Linked DNA regions of Mus musculus: regions 2 and 3 are each linked to region 1. Evidence: chromatin loops called from intact Hi-C (ENCODE). Cell type or tissue: heart. All regions are shown on one strand.

Region 1 (2,500 bases):
TCTTTACTCCCATTAAAGACCTAAAGTTTTAGTCTAACCATACTGGGGAAATCTTTTAGGAAGAGGACCAGCTATCTGCTCCCCTCATCCTCGGTACTTTGTGTATAGGGTATAGATTCTGTAGGATCCAGGCAGTCACCATCTTCTAGTACCCTATCTCCCCAACTAAGAGAAGGAAAGGACCATCGCCTTACTAGAAGCATTTGTATGTAAATTCTCTGGAGTCTGGAAAGATAGCTAGCCCATTGGCCCCTAAACTAAGTAGCCAAAGCTGGCCATGCTTGCTGAACCATGTGCCTGCTCTTCACAGACTTCCTGAATCTTTTCTCTCCATATTCTTTAAGCTTGCTATGGTCATTGTTCTCATCTGAAGGAAAGCTCCTCACAGTTTCTCCAGACCTGCTCACTAGAGTTCTGTGCAGACACCTCCCAGGGTGTAAGTGAACAGACACAGGGCTTCTGTACTATGATGTCATGATATCCTTTGCTAGTTTCTTCTAGGGCTTTGGCTGATGGCTCCTTGACTTTGGGGTATAGAATAAACAAAGGAAGCTTTTTGGGTCTTTGTTTTTCTTTTCTCAGTTCTGGGTATTCAGTTCAGGACCTCACGTGCGCTAGGCGAGCATTCTACCATTAAGCTATATCCCCATCGGTAAAGTGGCTATTTTTTATTTTGAACATGTTAGGTACTTTGGGGGCCAGGATATTCTCCAGATAGTCGAGATAGGGTTTCTCTATTAGCCCTGACTAACCCGGAACTCACTCTGTAGACCAGGCTGGCCTCAAACTCTCTGCCCTTCAAGTGTTGGGATTAAAGGCATGTACCGCCAACCATCTCCCGGATACATTTTTCTTTTTAAAGGCTTAATCAGAAAATAATTAGGAGCCTGGTCACAGGTTAGAGAGCCATTCAAGTTGGACAGGAATCCAGGTTAACCAGATTCTCTTTGCTCCTAAGCCCAGTGGCCAGCCTCTGGGGAGGGACCTTAGCCCTTTCCAGCTCAAGCTCGCCTTTATTAGGTAGTTCTTCTGCGTGGTGAGAGAGTCAGCTCTCTCCATATAGAGTATAGCCCTCCGTTATCATCCCCTCCCCCACCCCACCCCCGACCAAATGGTCACACTTCCCAGAGCAGCCGCCAAGGTTTACACAGGGTGAGCCTGCCCTGCAGAGAGGACAAGCTGTGTGGAGATGTGTGCATTTGACTTGTCCTCGTGTGGATTGTCATTCCTGTATTGCCAACAACATGCTGAAGCATTGGAGCCGTCCCTAGAGAACAGAGTGTGAGAATTCCGTGCCTGCCCTCTGGTGTTTATAGGCACTGGGAGGAGAGGAGGAGAGGAGAGGCTGGGAGGCACTGGGAGGAGAGGCTGTCCAGAACCAGAGATTTGAGATAGCACAGGCCCTCTGAACTGCCTGGTATTCTGACATCCAATGAGTCCTTTACCTGTATCCATCTCCACGTTGTTCAGAAAACCCCCAACTCAGGACACTTGCCACCTGGTTGCCAGCCCATGGCAGCACAACAAATCTGTGAGCAGGCGACCCATGTCCCCCAGGGAGAGCAGACAGGGAGCAGAGTATCAGAAGAGTAAATTTCCAAACCATCTACGATCCCCCGGCCATTCTAAAGCAAAGGACGTAAGTGCTAACTCAGGCCCTTGCCAGCGCTAATGAGAAAAACCAGAGAACACAGGAGTCTCATTTTTAAAATCCCAAAATTTTAGTCTTATCACCAATGCAACATAATACAGTAAGTACGTTAATTCTAATCTCCCTGGGCTCCCCCCGAATCCTTTTCAGCTAAGGCTGGCAAGAATGAGCCGCCCACTTGCTGCAGGCAGGAGCCAAGTCTGATTTGGATTCTGTCCCTCGCCTAGGCTGCAAATAGGGACTATCTAGTTCAAGTGGACATGGCTTTGCCCCCTTGGCTACCGTTGCAGTTATTCAGTCCCACAAACAATGAGTAGAAACCTACTGTGTGCAAGGCACCGTCTTAGACGCTAGAAAATGTCAGAGTCCAACCGAGTTCATCTCTCAGTGTGAGCCAGTAAGCCGAGGAGGGCATAGTGATTTATAGGCCAAGCCTGCCAGCCGACCTTGTCCCCAGCAAAGACTCATTTCTACAAGCCTCTCTTCCAAACGATTATTCGCTGTTTGTGCTGCTTGGGGCTTGGCATGCTTCTGCAATTCCTTTGACCAAAGAGAAAACGGGAACCTTGAAGTAAGTACTTATCTCAAAGAGAGAAAGCTGGTGGAGGCAGAGCCGTGCCTCTGGTTGGGGAGCCTGCCTGGCCACCGTCAGTGCTGTACTGTAATGAAAATATTTCTTCAGTCAAAGCTTTACTCTGAAGAAACCCTTCCTCACTCAGGTTTTTTTTTTTCCTCCCTCCTCCTCACCTCTCTGAGGCAAGTAAAGGAAAGCCTTGCCAGGCCAAGGAGGTGGTTGTCAGTGTGGTGTGAGGGCGCAGCAGACCCCGCCCAAACTGGAGTGCTCAGCGT
Region 2 (2,500 bases), 56 kb after region 1:
GACCCTAAGCACCAGAGATGAGAAACAGGAAGAACAATCTCTGGGGCTTAGGTTCTAGCTACCTTCACCTACCTGGCAAGATCCAGGCCAATGAGGCCTTCTGTCTCCAAAACCAAGGTAGGTGTTGCTTGAGGAAGACTACCTGAGGTAGCTTTCTGACGTGCACATACATGCTTACACATATATGTGCCCCTGCATGCATTCATGTGCACTTGTGTGCACACATGCACATCCAATATACACCCCAACACATATGCACACAACAATACACACACACACACACACACACACACACCAACATATACACACTACCATCACCAAAAAGGTTATTCCCAACCTTTGAAACAATTAAGCCTGGTACCAGAGTCCACAAAGAATATGACCATGACAGGAATATACATGTCCCAAAGATACCAAGCAGGTCCACAAGCAAAGCTCAGGAAGGAGGGAATAACTGGGCTTAGTCGGCCTAGTGGGCAAGCAGCTGCTGTGGGAGAGGAGCCCGGAAAGGTCAGGGCGGTCCTCCCAAGCGCGTGCTCGGCAACATGGCAGATGAGTCGGGCGTAAGGAGAGAGATGGCAGGAAGCAGAATCCTGAAAGATTCTTGGAGCCTGGTGGTGAGAGCTGCAGCTCACTGCTAACCAGGAGATTTATGTGACAAGATTATCGATGGTATTAAGCACATTTAGAAGAGAGGATTAGACCTACTTCTGGGTCACTTCGATGCCACCAAGCCCCGGTCTGGCCAGTGTGTTAACAGATGGATTGCCGGCTGCAAGCTGCTGGCTGCATGAGGTGAAGCTAAGCATGTGCACAGACACAGGAAGGGAGCGGCTCAAAGGAGTTCAAGGCCGGGGTAGGAGGAGCTAGCTAAGTTCAAACCCCAGGGAAGGAGCTAGCCTTGTTCTCGGGTCTCTGCCTCTTCCACTCCTCCCTTTCTTCTCCCCAGCTCCTCACTCCTAACCCCACCCCTGCCTGTCTGCCTGCCCAGATTTTTGACTTAGTGAACTCCCGAGCCAAGGGGAGGGGCCCATATGTAAGAGAGAGCAAAGTGCTGGGGGGGAGGGGCGGCATTTGGGAGGCTTCAAGGGGCGACAGGAAGGAGACAATGCCAAGCCACCAGCCACCCTCCCAGAAATGAACTTCTAAGCAATCGCAGCCTCTACTCGGGAGGCAGAGTGGCTTTGCCATGGGAAAGAGTTTAAAATTAGACCAAGCAGAGCTCGAGAGGATACGCTGCTGAGAGCCCTGCCTGGTGGCCTTCGGAGGCAAGGACTGACATGTAAGCCCCACAGGCTCCTTCAACCTTTGGGCCAGCTAAGAGACAGAACTTTGTGGGACAGGATGGGGACAACTGACCTTTCTAGGGACACCCCCCCCCAACAACACAGGCTTGGGGATTACTGGGAGAAGTCATAAAGTGACTGTTAGGGAGAACTTTCACGGACAGAGACCTCAGGAAACCTTGGGTTTATTTTCAGTTGTGCTAAACTACACGTAAAATAACATTTTACCATCTGAAAGTATGTAATTCAGCATGTTTAGAACTTTCACAGGCCTAGGCGACCATTACTGCTGTCTAGTTCCAAACAGTCTTTATCCCCTCCTCCAAAAAGGAAATTCTATCCCCAGAGTGCAGCTGTTCCCCAACTCCTACCTCATTAGAAGGGTTGTTGCTGTCAAAAAGCATTAGTCAGCTTAGGGGACAGCTCAGTGGAAAAAGTGGTTACCCCACATGCACGAGTACCTGAGTTTGACCCCCAGAACTTATATGGTAATGCCTGAACTATCAGTAACTGAGACCAGAGACTCTTGGGGCTACCACGAAACCTCTCCAAAGACTGACTTCAAGCTCTACATGCATGCTTGCCACACACACACACACACACACACACACACACACTCACATGCACGGCGCGCGCACACACAACTCACTGATCATGGGTTGACCTCAGAAAATAGTCACTTAGCCAATGTGATGAGGAGGAATAGAATCCTGTGCTTGGGGCATCTGCTCCTCTCAGTGCCCGAATCCACGTGAGCAGAAGGAACATCTCTCCCTCAGCATACACATTTAAGGGAGAGTGTGTACTCTACTTAAAGTACTAGTAATAGTAGCAAAATGACAGTTATGAAATACCAACAAAATGATTTTATGGTTGGGGGTCACCACACCATGAGGAGCTGTATTAAAGGGCTGCAGCATTAGGAAGTTTGGGAATCACTGACATAGAGGCTTCTGTTCTTTTGAAGGGAGGGGTTTAAGCAGGGAGCCTCCCTTCCGCAGAACTAGCAAGGTTCTCCAAGCTGTCAGCTGTGTGCCCTTGCAAACTGCCATGATATGGCAGAGACTAGAATGGCTGTTGAGAGCTACATTTAGTCTAAACTCCACTGTGCATGTACCATAGGTACCACACTGTCTCTTTCCTCCCTGTGACCCCAGCCCCTGCAACAATGAGCCTCAGCCACATCCACCGGACAGAAAGACACCAGACAACTA
Region 3 (2,500 bases), 89 kb after region 1:
TGGTTCTGATGAGAGCAAACAAAGCCTGGTCCCCAGCTCAAGAAACCCACATCCAGGAATCCAGAGGAATGAGTGTTCCAAGCCCAGGGATTGGTCTTTCAAAGCGTCCAATCTGGGTTCTCAGCTCTCACCCAGTAGCCAAAGTTGAGAAGCCTGACCTCTCAGCCTTCAGTCCCACTTGCCCTCCCCAAAGGAGGTGCTTTGCAGGAGCAATCAGACAGTCCAGCACCGCCAAGGCTCACTAATGCTTTCCAGCTGCCATATTTGTTTCAGGTGAGCCCCCCCCCCAACCCTACCCCAAGATGAGCCATGTCCCAGGCAAGCCTAGGTCTCTGCACACTCTCTACTGCCTTCTGGGAGCTTGGCAAGGGCAAGAAACTGATGAAGGGCTGCCAGCTGTGGTTTCATGGAGCACTCGGGAGAAAGAGCAAGGAAGGGAAGAGGTGGGTGAGAGAGGAGATAAAAGAGGAAGAAAGAAGGGTGGGGAGAGGAGAGAGAAGAAATGGTGAGGAAAAGAAAGGAGGGAAAATCGAGAGAGAAGAGGAGAGTGTCTTAGGGTTTTACTGCTGTGAACAGACACCATGACCAAGTCAACTCAAGGACAACATTTAATTGAGGCTGGTTTACAGGTTTAGAGGTTCAGTCCCATTATCATCAAGGCAAGAACATGGCAGCATCCAGACAGCTATGGCACTGGAGGAGCTGAGAGTTCTACATCTTCATCTGAAGGCTGCTAGTAGAAGACTGACTTCCAGGCAGCTAGGATGAGGGCCTTAAAGCCCACACCCATAGTGACATGCCTACTCCAACAGAGCCACACCCTCTAATAGTGCCACTCCCTGAGTGGCAAATACAAAGCATCACAGAGAGAGAAAATGAAATAAAGAGGTAGAGTAGTGGGGAAGGAAAGGAGGGGAGGGGAGGATGAAGAGAGGTGAGGGAGAGGAGCATTCAGCTCCACTGTGAAGGAGACAGACTCCTCCAGGCAGGAAATGGACGCCCTGAAAATGTGATGCTGAGCCCCCAATAGCAAATGGAAGCATCACATTTTTAAATGAACAGCAGGATCTGCCAGTGGTGCCTCTCTTGCATGCTGGTGTAGGGCAGCCCTGGATGGAGTAAGGAAGGGAGAGAGCCTTGCATCCTGGAGCTGCCCCAACTTGCTTCTGTCTAACACTCTCAGCAAGCCTGGAATGATCCTCCTCTGGAGTAGCCACAGCATCCCCCCCCCCCCAAGGCTAGGAGTTTGGCAGAGAGCCTACCAAGGGTGAAAGCCAGAGTCAGATGTCACATGCTGAGGTGCATGGGGAGTCTTGTGTGTGAACATGTGCAGACATCTGTGGTCGCAGGCATGTTGGAAGTCATTCCTGCTGCATGAGGGTGGTGTGAGAATGTGTCAAGGAACACAGTGATGTTCAAAAGAATCTGGTCCAGAAGGCACGTGTACATCAGCAGCCTGCAGTGAGTCCTCGGCTGTTCTAGGGATCGATGGGATACAACCTTCAGAGTCTCACCAGGTTGTGTGGGAATTGACTGTAATTCTCAGTGTGCCTATGAGGAAACAGACTCAGGCATTACATCTTCGCCTGAGCAGTTATGTAATGAAAGAATAGGGAAAGCCCCCTCATTACTGTGCCCTGCTTTTGTGATTCCCCCAAAAAAGCACTGTGCATCCTTGCCCAGAGGGGCACACCATCTCTAGTTCTTCTGTCCACACCCTTATTCCTGACAACCCGTCTCAACACCTGCCAGACAGGGACCAATCATAGCCCTGGGCCTCCTTGGACTTCTTTGTTTGCTTGGCTGATTCTCTGCCCTTTGGACACTCTGGAAAAGAAAGCCCTCATCCAACCTTTACCATAAAGGATGGGCACTTGGTAAATTGAATAGGAGGGAGCATGGTGAACCCTAACTCAGGACTCTGGACAGCGGCCATATGCTCTCAGACACAACCCTCCAGCCCCCAACTCCAACACCAGGATTCATCTTCTCAGCTTTGATCAGTGTGCATCGCCCCTGCCTTCATGACCAGCTGGAGGCTGCCTCCTCAGTCCCCCACTTGGCAAGCTCCTAGGCCTGTTTACTGAGCACCAAACATGAAGCTGGCCATCTGCACAGGGGAGTAGCTGCCATCAGAGCTTCAGCACACAGCACCCACTGGGCTCTGGGTGTGGTGTTGGTTCTTCTGCACACATTAATTCACAGTCATGCAAGGGGGGGACTTGAAATAGCACATCTTAGGGGTGAGGCAAGGACGGCACACAGCAGTAGTTCACCCCAGTCCTCTCCACTTATAAATGGCAACAGCCCTTGGGCTTGGACCAGCAGCCTCATTCCAGAGCCCAGTTCTTAACTGCCACCCCAACTGAGAGAATAAGCCATGCCCTCGGGAGCTCATGGCCTAATATGTAACATAGCGTCATGAGGAGGTAGAAAAGGTTGGCCATGGCTAGTGTACAGGGAATGTAGCCAGCACCCCTGTTCTCGGCCTTTGGTGATG

The links. A loop is a pair of places that touch in the nucleus more often than their neighbours do. Peaks named below come from ENCODE experiments on the same cell type or tissue, not always from the same donor. Only the 100,000 strongest peaks of a DNase experiment are listed, where the experiment ranks them.
Region 2: it touches region 1 in a loop (2.1-fold over the local background); 4 of 42 quality-filtered maps call a loop at or near these places.
Region 3: a loop joins it to region 1, with 5 times the contacts of the local background. A loop is called at or near these places in 7 of 42 quality-filtered maps.

Annotation. Positions count from the first base shown.
Region 1 is chr12:5,246,488-5,248,987 of GRCm38, reverse strand. All of the region lies in intron 2 of Klhl29 (kelch-like 29), which reads left to right. Among named protein-coding and RNA genes, the nearest start is that of Gm51980, 35 kb to the left of the region's middle. In heart, a CTCF peak has its summit at 1,304 (motif pointing left); DNase peaks (open chromatin) are centred at 1,257 and 1,857; H3K4me3 peaks cover 270 bases; H3K27ac peaks cover 1,351 bases.
Region 2 is chr12:5,190,557-5,193,056 of GRCm38, reverse strand. The region is part of intron 3 of Klhl29 (kelch-like 29); the gene reads left to right. Among named protein-coding and RNA genes, the nearest start is that of Gm51980, 91 kb to the left of the region's middle. In heart, a CTCF peak has its summit at 1,269; a DNase peak (open chromatin) is centred at 996; H3K4me3 peaks cover 708 bases; H3K27ac peaks cover 2,016 bases.
Region 3 is chr12:5,157,063-5,159,562 of GRCm38, reverse strand. All of the region lies in intron 3 of Klhl29 (kelch-like 29), which reads left to right. Among named protein-coding and RNA genes, the nearest start is that of Gm51980, 120 kb to the left of the region's middle. In heart, no CTCF peak of the experiment used is centred here; DNase peaks (open chromatin) are centred at 1,282, 2,032 and 2,202.